Linked DNA regions of Mus musculus: region 2 is linked to region 1. Evidence: chromatin loops called from intact Hi-C (ENCODE). Cell type or tissue: heart. All regions are shown on one strand.

Region 1 (8,000 bases):
GATTTAGCTCAGTAGTAGAGCAGTTGCCTAGAAAAACAAGCAAATAGAAAAAAAAAAAAAACTAGAGAGAGGGACAGAAGAGAAGAAAGGAAAGGAGAAGAGATGGAGAGATGGCTCAGCAGCTAGGAGCGCCTGCTGCTCTTACAGGGCAGAGTTTAGTTCTTTCGTCTTCTTCTTTTTTTTTTAAAAGATTTTTATTTATTTATTTCAGATAGATAGATAAATAGATAGATAGATAGATAGATAGATAGATAGATAGATAGATAGATAGATAGATAGATAGTGAGTACACTTTAGGTGTCTTCGGACACCCCAGAAGAGGGCATCAGATCTCATTACAGATGTTTGTGAGCCACCATGTGGTTGCTGGGAATTGAACTCAGGTCCTCTGGAAGAGCAGTTGGTGCTCTTAACCACTGAGCCATCTCTCCAGCCCCAGAGTTCAGTTCTTAACGTAGCTCAAATATTTCACAACCACCTGTCGCTCGACCTGCAGGGATTCTGACATTCTTTTTTGACCCTCCATGGGCACCCACATGTGGCATACTTTGACTTGCTTGCTTGTTTGTTTCAAGATAGGGTTTCTCTGTGTAACCCTGGCTGTCTTAGAACCCACTCTGTAGACCAGGCTGGCCTGGAACTCACAGAGCTCCACCTGCCTCTGCCTTCCGGGTGCTGGGATTAAGGGTGTGTGCCACCTCCCAGCACACAGGTGGCATATGACCACACAGACGTATATATTATGATAGTTTGAATGAGAATGGCCCCTGTAGACTCATATTCGAATGCTTGATCCCAGGTGGTGGAACTATTTGGGAAGGATTAGGGGTGTGTCAGTGGAGGTGGGCTTTGAGGCAACATCAGGAAACGCCAAAGCCCTCACCGTTCCCAGTCATTTTCCTCTGCCTTGTGGTTGTTGTCTCAGCATAAGTTCTCCGTTACTGTTCCATGGTTATAGATAGTTATAGACTAGCCCTCTGGAACTGTAACCAAACTTTATTTATTTATTTATTTATTTATTTATTTATGTAAGTCACCTTGGTCATGATGTCTCAATAGAACAGTATCTAAGACCTATATATACACATAAATAAAGATAAAGAAAAAGGAAGAGAGACATGAGCATTCTTACTCAGTCTTGGTTGTGGAAGATGGGGGACATGAGACTATGGTTGTCACAGAGGTGACCTAGGAAGTGGGGAGCACTCGGGAGCAGCATGGGAGACATTAATAACTGTGCCCCCCCCAAGCTGTAGAGCCTGCCCTAAATAATTATGGGAGCAATGTTCCCTAGGCCCTGGCTCTCTGAGAGTAAAATGCACCCTCCAACGCCCTCTTTACAGGACTGTTGTGACTGGATGAGAGGCTCTGTCATGAGTTGGTGGTGTGAAGTTGCTCTGAAAACCCTGTCACCTAACCCAAGGGGAAGCCATTCTGCTCAGCTTTCCTGTAGTGACACTGTCCTGAAACTGTCCCAAGGAGGAAGAAAATAAATGGGTCTGAGGTGCCCTCCAGGACTCTCAGGGTCACTGTGTCTTGAAGCAGGATATGAATCCAGGCTTGGAAAGCGAGAGGCTAGGTGGAGCCTGACTCTGTGCTGCATTCACTGGGTGCTCGTGGGAAGCTACCTCACTCACTGGCTCTGGTCTCCACAGAACTGGGCAACCCAACTCATAGCAAAGGTTTATTGTGAGAATGAACTCAAAAAGAGTTTCATCATGGGCCCAAGAATTTTAGCCATCATTGTCTATTTAGAAACTTTGAGCCAGGAAGTGGTGGCACATGCTTTTAATCTCAGCACTTGAGGCAGAGAGGCAGAGAGGCAGAGGAGGCAGGTGGATTTCTGAGTTCGAGGATAGCCTGGTCTACAGAGTGAATTCCAGGACAGCCAGGGTTACACAGAGAAACCCTGTCTTGAAAAAAAAAAAAAAAAAAAAAAAAAAAAAGAGCATGGACTGTTCTTCCAGAGATCCTGAGTTTAATTCCCAGCAACTACATGGTGGCTCACAACCATCTGTAATGAGATCTGATGCCCTCTTCTGGTGTGTCTGAAGACAAGGACAGTGAACTCACATACATGAAATAATTAAATAAATCTTTTTTAAAAAAAAATCTTTGAAAACTTCGAAGCCCTCAGTAATAGCACATGGTAATAGCACATGCCTTTAATCCTCGCACTCAGGAGGAGCAGGCAGATCTCTATGAGTTTGAGTCCAGCCTGGTCTACAAAGCAAGTTCTAGGACAGCTGAGGCTACATAGAGAAACCCTGTTTCTTTTTTTTTTTTTGTTAAAGATTTATTTATTATTATATGTAAGTACACTGTAGCTGTGTACATGTGTTTATTATTATTATTATTATATGTAAATACACTGTAGCTATCTTCAGACACTCCAGAAGAGGGAGTCAGATCTCATTACAGATGGTTGTGAGCCACCATGTGGTTGCTGGGATTTGAACTTCGGATCTTTGGAAGAGCAGTCGGGTGCTCTTACCCACTGAGCCATTTCAGCAGCCCTGTAGTGTGTGTTTTTAACTGCTGAGCCATCACTCCAGCCCCTATATAGATACTTTTAAATCTTTCTTTCTTTTTTTTCTTTCAAGCTGAAAATGGAACCCAGTCTTCTTAGATGCTAAGCACATTCTCTAATTTTTCTTTTTTAAAAACATATTTTTGGGGCTGGTGAGATGGCTCAGGTGGTTAATAGCACTTATTGCTCTTCCACAGATTCTGAGTTCAATTCCCAGCATCCACATGGTGGCTCACCATCTGATGCCCTCTTCTGGTTTATCTGAAGACAGTGACAATATACTCACATAAAATAAACAAATCTTTCAAGCAAACAAACAAACAAAACCCATATTTTTATAGCTGGACAGTGTCGGTGCCTGCCTTTAATAATCCCTGTACTCTAGAGGCAGGAGCAGGCATATCTCTGTGAGTTCAAAGCCAGCCTGGTCTACAGAGGGAAGTCCAGCATAGCCAGGGTTACACAGAGGATCCCTGTGTAGATAGATAGATAGATAGATAGATAGATAGATAGATAGATAGATAGATGATAGATAGATAGATGATAGATAGTTAGATAGATACTTTAAAATGTTTCTAGTCCTATTAAGTAACTCATGCTGTCCTTGAACTTGAGATCCCCTGCTTCAGTCGTCTAAGTGCAGGCATTACAGGTACCAAGAACAGTACTTATATTAGTTCATAGTTGCATCCCTAGCCTGCAGCTTTTCAATAAAACAGTGGTTGGAGCTGGAGGAGTAAGTCTGTGCACAGCCTTTGCCTAACAGGCAGAGCGCTTACCCAGCATGTGTGGGTTCAAGCCCCAGCAGTGCACAGCATGCAGATAAACAATTAAGCAATACTCCATGCCGGATGCAAAGTAGACACTTTACCTGCATCATTACAGCGAATCCTCAGAACTCTCCTGACCGGTGAAGCCTGCCGAAGTCCCTTTGTCCATAAGAAAATAAGTTTGGAGGCTGGAGAGATGGCTCAATGGTTAAGAGCACTGCTTGCTTGCTCTTCCAGAGGTCCCAGGTTCAATTCCCAGCACCCACATGGTAGCTCACCACTGCAACTCCAGTTCCAGGGAACCTGACACCCTCACACAGATATACATGCAGATGAAACACCAATGCGCATAAAATAAAAACAAATTAATTATTAGAAAAAGAAAACACAGCCGGGTGTGGTGGCGCACGCCTTTAATCCCAGCACTCGGGAGGCAGAGGCAGGCAGATTTCTGAGTTCGAGGCCAGCCTGGTCTACAAAGTGAGTTCCAGGACAGCCAGGGCTCTACAGAGAAACCCTGTCTCGAAAAACCAAAAAAAAACAAACAAAAAAAAAAAAAAAAAGAAAGAAAGAAAAAAAAGAAAAGAAAAAAAGAAAAGAAAAACACTCGAAAAATAAACCAAAACCAAAAACAACAACAACAAAAGAAAACAAAAAAGAGTCACACTTGCAGGATTGATAGCACCTAGCATCCGATACCTCCTCCCCCACCCCTGTCTTCTACTTAGGTGTCATTATCCTGGACCCCGGGAGGCTTATGGTCAGGGTGGCGGGAACCACAGACTCGACTCTCTCAAGCATACTCCCCAGGAACTGTATCATGGCCACAGGCAGATTTCTGTACAGATTACAGACAACTCTCTTGAGCTGGGTGGTGGTGGCGTAAGCCTTTGATCCCAGCACTTGGGAGGCAGAGGCAGGCAGATTTCTGAGTTCGAGGCCACCTGGTCTACAGTGTGAGTTCCAGGACAGCCAGGGCGATACAGAGAAACCTGTCTCGAAAAAAAAACAAAAACAAAAACAAACAAACAAAGCAACCAACCAGACAACTCTCTTGATAGATCACTTAATCTCCCTCGAGGTCAGGTTTTGCTTCCTTTTTTCTTTCTTTTTTGTCCTTGGAACTCACTTTGTAGACCAGGCTGGCCTCGAACTCAGAAATCTGCCTGCCTCTGCCTCCTGAGTGCTGAGATTAAAGGCGTGTGCCACCATTCCTGGCTCAGGTTTTGCTTCTATGTTAGATGTGTATGTTAAATGGAAAAACAGCTGGGTGGTGCACGGCTTTAGCCTCAGTGCCTGAGAGGTAGAGGCAGGCAGATCTCTGTGAGTTGAAGGCCTGGTCTACAGAGAGAGTTCCAGGACAGCCAAGGCTACACAGAGAAACCCTGTCTCAAAAAAACCAAACCAAACAATCAAAATCTCAGAAATAAAGGGGGAGAGGGGATACTGACCTCTTTTCGTAGTTTACAAGAGACGATGTTATTCCCTGCCTTTCCTTTGTCCTCCTTGCTCCCACTGTTGTGTACCATGATTCAGCTGATTGTCTAACAAGGCACCAGGTGAGTGAGCGAGTCACCCGCGGCGTCCACAGATTAACTCGCCTGCGATGTCTAGCGCAGCCTACAGGGGACGCCACACAGACCTCACCTTTCCCACTCAGGCGCCTGCCACAGCAGGACGTGTGTTTCCTTTAGTGACCGCGCGGGGGCGCACCGGACTTGTCTTTTCTGAACCGACTGTGCAAATAGCCTGGAGGGAGGAGCCTGGTCATCAAAGCAGTAATTAGTAATAAAGAGGCCTGGGATATCACTCAGTGGGCAGAGTGCTTATCTAACATGCAAGAGGCTGTATAGTGTGCGTCCAATTCCAGCATTCGGTTGAGGCAGGAAGATGACTTGTTCGAGGTCATCCTTAGTTCCATAGCTGAGCTAGATAGAAGCCAGCTTGGGTTACATAGGACGTTGTGTTAACACACACACACACACACACACACACACACACACACACACACACACACACATACACACGAATGATTAGAAATTAATGAGGGCTATGTAGCTCTGTATACATGAGATCCTATGTCCAATCCCCAGTACCACAATAAATAAATAAGTAAACACACAATAGCAATAGCTCCACCCGTTTGAAAGGAACACTGGAAAGCCATGGGTGTGGACGCCAGGGAAAGAGCCAGGCATTAGACTCAGGAGACTGGAGTATAAAGCCAGCCTCCTCACCCTCCTGTGTCTCTGGACTCTTGGGACTGTATTTCCTGGGCTTTAACATGGAGAATGCAATCCTATAGCTTAGGAGGGATACAGGGATCCCTAGAGAACAGCCCGGCAGTCTTTGCGGTTCTTACCTGGACCCCGAGTGGAAAGCTGAAGTTAAATCTCGTTTCCTGGTGAGGGTGACAGGGACCTTCTCTCAGACTCTGTGGGACTCCCACCCAGCTGCTTAGTTCTAAAACAGACATCGGCAGGCCACCATAGGCAGACCCCCAACTCAGCAGTTTCTTCTGTCCTTCTTGGAGTGTCCCTTCTGACAGTCCCGTAGGCTGCTCTAGACGCCGCGGCGGTGCCTCTGTTCCCAGTGCACATATGATCTGTACGTTTCTTCGTCCCTCTTCCACTCCCACATTCTCCTCACTTGAAGCTCTGCCTCCTGCTGGAGTCCATCCACTTCCTCTAGATTTTTGTTGTAAAAAAAAACAAAAAACAAAACAAAAAAATATGGTTTTTTGAGACAGTCTTTCACTATGCAGCTCTGGCTATCCTAGAACTCACTATTCAAACCAGGCTGGCCTCAAACTCACAGAGATCAGACTGCCTCTGCCTCCTGAGTACTAGGATTAAAGGTGTGTGCCATTACAGCTGGCTTTGTTTTTGTAGTTTTTTTATTTTGTGAGACAAAGTCTCACTGTGTACCCCTGGCTAGCCTGGAACTCTGTGTAGACCAGGCTGCCCTCAGATTCACCAAGGTCATCCTGCCTATGCCTCCCAAGTGTCTGTATTAGTCATGAGCCTCCTAAATTTTTTTTTAAGATTTTTTTTTTTTTTTTTTTTTTGGTTTTTCGAGACAGGGTTTCTCTGTGTAGCCCTGGCTATTCTGGAACTCACTTTGTAGACCAGGCTGGCCTCAAACTCAGAAATCCTCCTGCCTCTGCCTCCCAAGTGCTGGGATTAAAGGCATGTGCCACCATGCCTGGCCAATTTATTTATTATATGTAAGTACACTGTAGCTGTCTTCAGACACCCCGGAAGAAGGCATCAGATCTCATTATGAGTGGTTGTGAGCCACCATGTAGTTGCTGGGATTTGAACTCAGGACCTTCAGAAGAGCAGTCAACCACTGAGCCATCTCTCCAGCCTGAGCCTCCTAAATTTATTCATGTGCTCTGGTGGGAGCTGATTTTCTCCTGTTGTGTTGGATCTGGGGCTCGAACTCAGATCGTCAGTCTTGGCAGAAATACCTTTATTCATCAACCCTATGTGTTTTGTTTGTTTTCTTACTTTTGAAAAAATTTTAAATTATTTTGTATGTATGAGTGCCTTTGCCTGCATATGTGTGTGTGTGTGTATGTATGTATGTATGTATGTATTTATTTTGGTTTTTCAAGACAGGGTTTCTCTGTGTAGCCCTGGCTGTCCTGGAACTCACTGTGTAGACCAGGCTGGCTTTGAACTCAAAAATCGGCCTGCCTCTGCCTCCCAAGTGCTGGGATTAAAGGCGTGAGCCACCATGCCCAGCGTGTATGTATTTATATATGAGTATGTAAGCATGTATACCTGCATATCTATCGCCCTCAGAGTCTGTAGAATCCCTTGGGTCTAGAGTTATAAGTGATTGTGAGACAGCATGTGGGTGCTAGGAATGAAATCCTGGTTCTTTGGGACAGCAATCAGTGCTCTTAACCACCCGAACCGCCAGTCCAGCCCCTCCACAGTGTCTCTCTCAGAGACAAATTGGGTCTCATTATGTCGGCCAGAATGGCCCTGAACTCCTCATCCCCCTGTTGTAGCTCTCGAGTGCTGGGATTACGAGCTCACTCCACCATGACTTGACTGACTCCAGGTTTCTTGCTGAATATAAACTCCCTCTGATTACACAGTCATGGCCTTGAGGGCATGTGTGTCTTCTATTAAAGGCTTCAAGGCATCCTCCTAGGTTACTCCAGTGCCTGGAGCAGTCCACGCACGTCCCAGGAATGAGCATTTTTGCCTGCAACTGCTGCGATGTATGCCTTTGAAGCTTGGGTGCTGGTGATGTGGGCCGTGTGCACCCTGCCTCGCCATGTGAGATGGTTGCGTAGCCGGCACATTCACGCCATGCCTTTTAACTTGCTGACCCCTGAAACTCTATTTCGTTCCTTTAAATATTACTTGTTTTTTATTTGTGTGTATGGGTGTGTGTGTGTATTTGTGCGCGGGGGGGGGGGGGGGGCACGAGTAAGCGCCTGTGAAGACAGGAAGAGGATGTTGGATCCCTTGAAGCTGGAGTTACAGGTGTTTGTGAGCCTCTTGATTGATACGGGGGCTGGAAATGGAACTCAGGTCCCTGAGAAAGGAGATTGTGTCTCCAGCTGGTAACCCCAAGAGAGGGTGAATCTCCCCAGCAGATCTTGTATCCCAAAGCAACTATTATGTGGTAGTTTAGGGGCCTTGGGACTGAGTGTACCTCCCTATAGCACAAAAACTCTT
Region 2 (8,000 bases), 70 kb after region 1:
TTGTCACTAGGGAGTGACTTCTGTCTCAGAGAGTGAAGATCAAAAATACTGAACACACTCGACTGAAATTCTACTATGGCAAGTGCTATGGGAAAAGGCGACTGCAGAGTTTTCCAGAAGCGTCCTTCTGATTCTGCTCAGCATTCCCACAAAGAACTGCTTCCAGGGGTGTGCTACGGTGGCCTGCTTCAGACAGCAGAGAAGGATTTCAGAGCCATGTTTCTGACACATTCCCTAATGGGCCACATGCCAGACCTCAGGGATTAGTCTCCTCCAGCTGCTGCTCAAACCGACTTACATCCAGTATTGTCTCCAAGCTGGCTCTCCAGCTGCTGACCCTGAGCTCTAAGGGAAAGGATGGCAAAGTCAAGGGAGTCAGGCTGCCTTCACCAACTACTGAGATTATTAGAAAGTTTCTCTTAGGTGGTTCATGGTGGTGCCCACCTTCTGTTTTGTTTTGTTTTGTTTTGTTTTTTCGAGGCAGAGTTTCTCTGTGGAGCCCTTGCTGTCCTGGAACTCACTTTGTAGACCAGGCTGGCCTCGAACTCAGAAATCCGCCTGCCTCTGCCTCCCGAGTGCTGGGGTTAAAGGCGTGCGCCACCACTCCCGGTCGGTGTGCCCACTTTTAATCCCAGCACTGAGGAGGTAGACACAGGCAGATCTCTGTGAGTTCCAGGGCAGCCAGGGATACATAAAGACCTTTTATTAAAGATCCAATATATGTATATAAATCTTTTTCAATTTTTAAAAGTTACATGTATATTTGTGTGCCTGGTACATGTACACTACTGCCTTTGGAAGGCAAGAAGATGGCATTGGAGTCTCTTGAGGTGGTGTCCCAGGCAGTGTAAGCTGCCTAATGTGGGTACTGGTAACTGAACCCCAGTTCTCTGCAAGAGCAGTAAGTGCTCTTAACAACTGAGCTGTCTCTCTCCTCCTCTTCCCCAATCCTGTCTTGCATTAGCCCTCTGGAGCCATGAGAAGAGAGCCCAGCTCTTCTTATACCCCAAGACAGAATATATACTGACATTCTGGCTAAACGTGACTACTTCTGTTTTCAAAGACTTCTTTTAAAATATTATGTGTATGAACATGTCTGGGTGTGAGTCTATCCTGAGCGTGGCCACGGAGAAGCACTCTTTATTGCATCGCCCCTTGGAGAGGACTGCGGATCAGTAACTTAGCTGTGTGCTCTTCGCCCATCTACTTAATAAAGTACTCGATTCTGCATCTAAGTCATTAACAAAACACAGCCTCCGTGGCTACCAAGACAGAGCTGTATGTTCACACAGGCTGGCAGCCGAGAGGGAGAGAGCTACCGGACTCCAGAGGTCTTCATCTTTCTCTAGCATTACCTCAGCAGCGAAGTCCTTCTCCAGCTCTAGGTAAACGGTGTAGGTCTTGTTTCCACCCCACTTCTCATCTCTCAGGATCACAAACTCTACAACATAGCAACAAACAAGTCAGGAACTGCCTGTTGTAACTCCTCAACCCAATGCAGAAGTGTGTGTGTGTGGTATTTAATGCCTTTTACTTTTACCAGGTGAGTCACCTCACCAGCCCTGGCGTTTGACTTTTTATTTCTTGGTGCTAGGACTAGCCCTAGGCTGATGCATGTTAAACATGGCCTCTCAGCTGAGTGTTTTTGTTCTCTAATAGATAAGCAGCCACACTGTGTATCCATCAAAAATCATTGCTTAGGAGCTGGGCGTGGTGGCGCACGCCTTTAATCCCAGCACTTGGGAGGCAGAGGCAGGCAGATTTCTGAGTTCGAGGCCAGCCTGGTCTACAAAGTGAGTTCCAGGACAGCCAGGGCTATACAGAGAAACCCTGTCTCGAAAAGCCAAAAAAAAAAAAAAAAAAAAAAAAAAAAAAATCATTGCTTAGAACTCTTTTGTATTCTAGTTTGACACGTCTGCCTCTAGTCTCATTTTGGATTCACCTCTTCAGCCTGACAACCCTCTAAAACTCCACCTGGTAGTGAACACAACTAAGGGACAGCCCAGTCTCACAGCACACATTTTGTATATGAAACCAGGGCAGCCAGTCCCTGCAGGAAGAACCTATGACAATTTTAAGTACAGTCACAGCAGGACCTGGATCTTTGAGCCCCGCCCCTAAGCACCACGTGGGGGGAGACTCTTACCAGACTTGAGGGGAAAGAGGACATGCTTGATGAAGGACAGAACCCCGTTGTTCTCCACATTGCCGGGCTCACAGAAGGCCTTCTTCAGCTTTTTCTTCACGTCCTCCTTCCGATCAAGGAGGTCGATTTTGGACTCCTAGAAGTCAGGAGGGAAGAGACCTCTTGTGGTAGAAAATGAGAACACACTCAACTAATATTAACACACACAGTATATAATTTTTAAAAGTTTACTTTAATGAAGTCTAATCTATCCATTTTTTCCTTGATGGATTATACACCTTTTCTCTTCTTTTGAGCTAGGACTGCACGTAACCCAGATTGATGTCAAACCTGCTACGGATGTTCGTGAACTGATCTTCCCGTCTTTACCTCTCCAGTGTTAGACATGCAGGTAGGTACTGTTAGGCCTGCTTCATGCAGTGCTGAGTTAATCCCAGGGCTTCATGCATGCTGGGTGAGCACACTACCAACTAAACTATGTGTATGTCCTACCTACCCACCCACCCACCCACCCATCCTGAGTGTATGTATGTGTACACATGTATGCAGGGGACTATAGGACCAGAAGATGGTGGCTCCCCTGAAACTGGAATGGCAAGTGGTCTTGAGCCACCTGTTGTCGGTGCTGGGAACTGAACCTGGGTCCTCTACAAGAATGTGTGCTCCTAACCACTGAACTATCTCTTTAGTTTCATATAAATTCTTAAAATGGTGTTTATTTGTTTGTTTGTTTGAGACAGGGTTTCTCTGTGCAGCCCTGGCTGTCCTGGAACTCACTCTGTAGACCAGGCTGGCCTAAACTCAGAGATCTGCTCTACCCCCCAAGTGTGTAGTGTGTGCTACCACTGCTCAGCAAAACAAAATTTATTTATTTATTTTTCCCCAGAGTTGAGGACCGAACCCAGGGCCTTGCGCTTGCTAGGTAAGCGCTCTACCACTGAGCTAAATCCCGAACACAAAATTTTTAAATAAAGATTTTAGTTATGTGAGGTGGCACAACACTCATTAACAGTTTGAAGCCAGGACTGGTGAGATGGCTAAGCAGGTAAAGGTGCCACCAAGGCTGACTTATAGTGTCCATATCCCTGCCCCAGTCTCCAGAGTGCTGAGAGTACAGTATCACCAAGCCCAGCACAGTAGGGCCGAACTTTATCACAGCCCCAGGAAGAAAGAAATGCGCTCGTTCTGGTCAGCAGCAGCACCGGTGACAAGATGGCTGCTGCCTGGCTGCTGATGTGCTGAGTGACATAAGGTCATCCTTACAGCACAGCCATTTGGACTCTCCAGCTGGCTAGGTTACTGTTCTTTGCAGTCTTCAATCCATCTTTTGCTGGCGTCTTCTAGATTCAAGAAACAGTTGTGTGTGTGGAGGGGCCAGCAAGATGGCTCAGTGGGTCCAAGTGCCTGATGCCTTGAGTTCAATCCCTGGTCCCCTCATGGCAGAGAACCAGCTTCCCTAAGTAGTCCTTTGACCTAGACACATGGGCCACCGCAGGTGTGGATCCACACATACACACAGGTCAATGTCTGAGGATGCAGCTGTGGATGTATGCTTGCCTCACACGGGAGAGGCCTCCAGTTCAATGCCCAAGACCAAATGAATGGGAAGGGAGCAGCACCATCTTTGGCCTGGTGAAGTGCCTCACTGGGAAAAGAACTTATAGATGCAGGCACACAGGCATGCACGCATACACACATACAGACACACACAAAATAAATAAATGAAAAGTGTAAAGAAATGGTTAGCAATTTACCTCTTCTGACGAGCTCATTTTGCTCCCAGTTAACCCAGGGACCATGGGATTCATCAGGTGGACCCGTTTTGAGTAGCCAAGTGCAGGAAGATACTAGAATGAAAAACACAATAAAAAATAAAGCACTAAATATAAGCTAGCCAGGGGTGAGACGCTGTCTCAAAGATAAAGCTAAAGGGCTGGAAACATAGCTCAGCTGGCAGGCGCTTGCCTAGCATGTTCAAAGTGCTGGGCTTGACCCCTAGGACCTCATACCTGGGCACGGGGTCTGTAACCCCAGTTTTTGGGAGGTAGAAGCAATTAGATGCTCAAGGGCATCCTTGGTTACACAGCAAATTAGAGGCTAACCTAGGCTACAAGAAGTCCTGTGTCAGAAAAGCCAACCTGCTATGCCAGGTATGGTGACATCTGCCTTTAATCCCAGCACTGGGAAGGTGTAGGCAGAGGCAGGAGAATCTATAATTATAAGGCAAACTGAACTTGATAGGAAGTTCTAGCCATCTACGGTTATATAGTAGCAACCCACTTTAACTCTTTTTCCCCCCAAAAAACCTAAATGGTGTCACCCTACCCAAGAGACACTGTACACACTTCATTAAATAAATCTGAAAACTATTTCAATATAGTGTGTGTGCATGTGCATGCATGCGCATGCTTATATGAGGGTGCACGTGCCCGGGTGAGTACGAGGCCAGGGACTGACATTGGATGTCGTTTTTCAATTGCTTTCCCACTGTATTTGTTTTGAGACAGTGTTTCGCCCTGACCTGGAGCTCCATGTTTTGACTGCACTGGCTGGCTAGTGAGCCCCAGCATCCGTGGGTCTTTGCCTCTGCTAGACTGTCACTGTGGGCACACGCCTCAGAGCAGGCGTTTAAGTGATAGGTGGTGATTCAGACTCACTGTCCCCTGATTGCAAAGCAAGCACTTTACCCACTGAAGCCTCCTCAGCCCTCAGGACGCCCCTGTCTCTACCACTGGATATGCTTATCTCTAAATATTTGCCTTATAACGCAGTGAGCACTCGCTCGCGTGGCTCAAGCTTTATTTACTTGTTCTTGCTCTCTTAGGTCATGTTTACCGGAGCAGATTTAGGTCCAAGGACAGGAACATCTGAGAGTTGTGAAAGCATCCTAGGAATTTATATTTCTGCTTGAGTTGTTTTCTTTACACCTTGCCCAAGTCAGGTTTCAAGAAGCTTTGAAAAATTACCAACTACAGAGGCTGGAGAGATGGCTCAGTGGTTAACACCACTGGTTGCTCTTCTAGAAGACCTAGGTTCAGATGCTCAGAAGCCCCCGTGACTTCAGGCCCAAGAGACCTGACACCGTCTTCTGGTACATAGACATATATGCAAATGAAATACCCATAATCATTAAGAATAAGAAAAAAAAAGATCTGAAACCCAAAACCACACCAACAGCCTTCTCAATGTACTCAAGCTCTTTCCAGGCAAAGAACTAGGTGCTTGTGCCGACTTCCTCCGAAACCCTGGTGAGCTTCATTTCCCGGACCAGCAGATTCTACAAAACTCAGGGCAGTGCAAATCAAAAGCTGGAGGAGAGAATAGTCCTCCTGACTGGTAGCAACAGGATGGAACCGAATCCAGCAGCGCAGCTTCCTGCGGGTCGGTACCAAGAGTGTGTGGGCTGCTGAGGCAGACAGAGTGGGCTCAGCCACACCTGGTTAGCATGGACATTGTTTTCTCATCTGCAGAGCAAGGACAGCCACCATCCAGCGCACTGAGGACCAGTGTGACCATACTATAGTTGAGTCAATGTCAGCTGTACACCTCAGAGGTGTGAATGAGGAGTGGACACTCACCTTCTCTGCAAAGGTAAAAATCTTCCTCTGATCAACACCGCCGAACTGGGCGTCTACTTTTAAGTACTCTTCATCCAAAGCCTGTGGGAAGAAACACAGGGTGTGAACACCTATGGTCTTGGTCCCCCATGGGTCTGAGCCACAAAATTTTGAATCACATGAGTTCTCATAGGGTGGAGCCAGGAGAGAAACAAGCAACACAGAGCCTCCCTGGTGGCTCAGAAACAGCTGTGGAGTTCATGTGCGATCATTACTGCACATGGAGTAGGCTCTGCTTTCAGGATGCTCAGAGTCTAATTCAGTGCGGGAGGAAGTGATGTCGAAGGTCTCCCACTGAATAAGGCATGTCACATTGAAGATGCCATGGAGCAGTGACTCCTGCCAGCCTGCCAGCCAGCCAGTCACTATGAGTACTTGGGAGGTAGAAGCAGGAGGTTTTACTGAGGTCATGAGTTCAAGACCAACCTGGACAACACAATAAGACACTCTAGGGAAAAAAAGGCCCTCAAAGTTGGGTGTGTGTGTAGTAAGCACATATGCTTACCTTGCATAAGGTCCCGGGTTCAGTCATGGACACCAAACCCCCAATAAAAATGCTTATGACTACTTAGCTAAGAGTTTGTAAAGCAGGTTCTTTACCCAGGAGGCCCAGAGCTCTTCTGCAATGTACAAGAACTGATTCTCTCTTTTCACTACGTGGGTCTTAGGAGATGGAAGTCAGGGCAGCAGGCTAGGTGGCAAGTGCCTTAACTGTCCAAGCCATCTTGCTGGCTGAGATTCAGGTCTTTTCTATTGCTTTGTTTTTTTTTTTTTTTTTTTTGGTTTTATGAGACAGGGTTTCTCTGTGTATCCCTGGCTGTCCTGGAACTCACTCTGTAGACCAGGCTGGCCTCGAACTCAGAAATCCACCTGCCTCTGCCTCCCAAGTGCTAGGATTAAAGGCGTACGCCACCACGCCCGGCTTATTGCTTTGTTTTTTAATAGTTTCCTTGATACTTTGGAGGCATGGGGAGGGCAATACTGAACTGCACATAGCGCTCATGCCTATAATTCCAGCAATTGAGAGGCTGGAACAGAGACTGCTATGAGGTTTAGAGCAATCTATTGCTATACAGTGAGCTGCAGACCAATTGCCCCCATTTCCCCAATACCAAAACCGAAATAAAACAAAACCCCAAAAACCAAACCAGTAAACTAGGAGCACTAACTGAACACTTGCCAGGCCTGGTGCCAGCCCTGTGGATTCAGGGATGAATCAGACCCGCTTCCTCCCTGCAAGCTCAATTATCTACTTGGGGAGAGACACGCAAACAGATCATTTCAGCCCAGCATTTAAGGGCTGACTACATGCTCATGTTAGGAACCGGGCCAATACCCGTAGTCTAGTCAGCTGGGTGTGGGAAAGTCTTCCTAGAACCAGACTGTGGGTTGGACTTGAGGTTTTCGACTACAAACAGGAGACAGAGTGAGAAGGCAGAGAGTGTGAAGTGTTTAGGAAACGTAAGTGACTCAGTCAGGAGAAGCCGACTTCCAGCGACGTGGTGCTGCTGAGTGGAGAGGTTAGGCAAGGAGGCGAGGGCCAGGTCTGATGGTTGTGACTGACTGCAGCCTCAGTCCTGCCAAGGCAGAAGCAGGCAGATTCCCATGAGTTCAAGGCCAGCCTACTCTACTTAGTGGGTTCTAATCCAGAGAGAGCTACAAAGACTGTCTCAAAAATTAAAGTAGCTGGAGGAGGTGGTATACACCTTTAATTCTAGCACCGAGGGCAGAGGTAGGAATTCAAAGCCAGCCCCCTTCACATAATGAGTTCTAGTCCAGTCAAGGCCATAAAGTGAGAACTTGTCCAAAATAAATAAATAAATAATAAAAAGAAAAAAAGTTGGGCCAGGCAGTGGTGGCGCATGCCTTTAATCCCAGCACTTGGGAGGCAGAAGCAGGTGGATTTCTGAGTTCGAGGCCAGCCTGGTCTACAGAGTGAGATCCAGGACAGCCAGGGCTACACAGAGAAACCCTGTCTCAATAAAACCAAAAAAAAAAAAAAAAAAGAAAAGTTGGTAAGACCATGAGTGTCATATTAGTACTGCCTGAATGCCTTAGTTAGTACTACCTTACCACTGGACAGTTTTAAGGAAACATGTGACCAGCACTGAAGAAAGATACCAGTTACAGACAGAGCAGGGCACGGACTGGAGGCCTGTGTAGGCTAGAGACAGAGAGGCTTACAACAGCACTAACAGGCTGTTGTAAGAGTCTAGGTGAAAACACCCATGACCCAA

The links. A loop is a pair of places that touch in the nucleus more often than their neighbours do. Peaks named below come from ENCODE experiments on the same cell type or tissue, not always from the same donor. Only the 100,000 strongest peaks of a DNase experiment are listed, where the experiment ranks them.
Region 2: a loop joins it to region 1, with 7 times the contacts of the local background. A loop is called at or near these places in 34 of 42 quality-filtered maps.

What each region holds. Positions count from the first base shown.
Region 1 is chr4:129,273,642-129,281,641 of GRCm38, reverse strand. Gm12976 (a long non-coding RNA gene) reads right to left here. Exons shown (of 3, transcript XR_868184.3): 2 at 4,752-5,987. Among named protein-coding and RNA genes, the nearest start is that of Sync, 10 kb to the left of the region's middle. In heart, no CTCF peak of the experiment used is centred here; a DNase peak (open chromatin) is centred at 4,991; H3K27me3 peaks cover 1,308 bases.
Region 2 is chr4:129,203,934-129,211,933 of GRCm38, reverse strand. Yars (tyrosyl-tRNA synthetase) reads right to left here. Exons shown (of 13, transcript NM_134151.5): 5 at 5,725-5,805; 6 at 3,901-3,993; 7 at 2,147-2,282; 8 at 1,356-1,441. Among named protein-coding and RNA genes, the nearest start is that of Yars, 18 kb to the right of the region's middle. In heart, a CTCF peak has its summit at 2,314; a DNase peak (open chromatin) is centred at 246.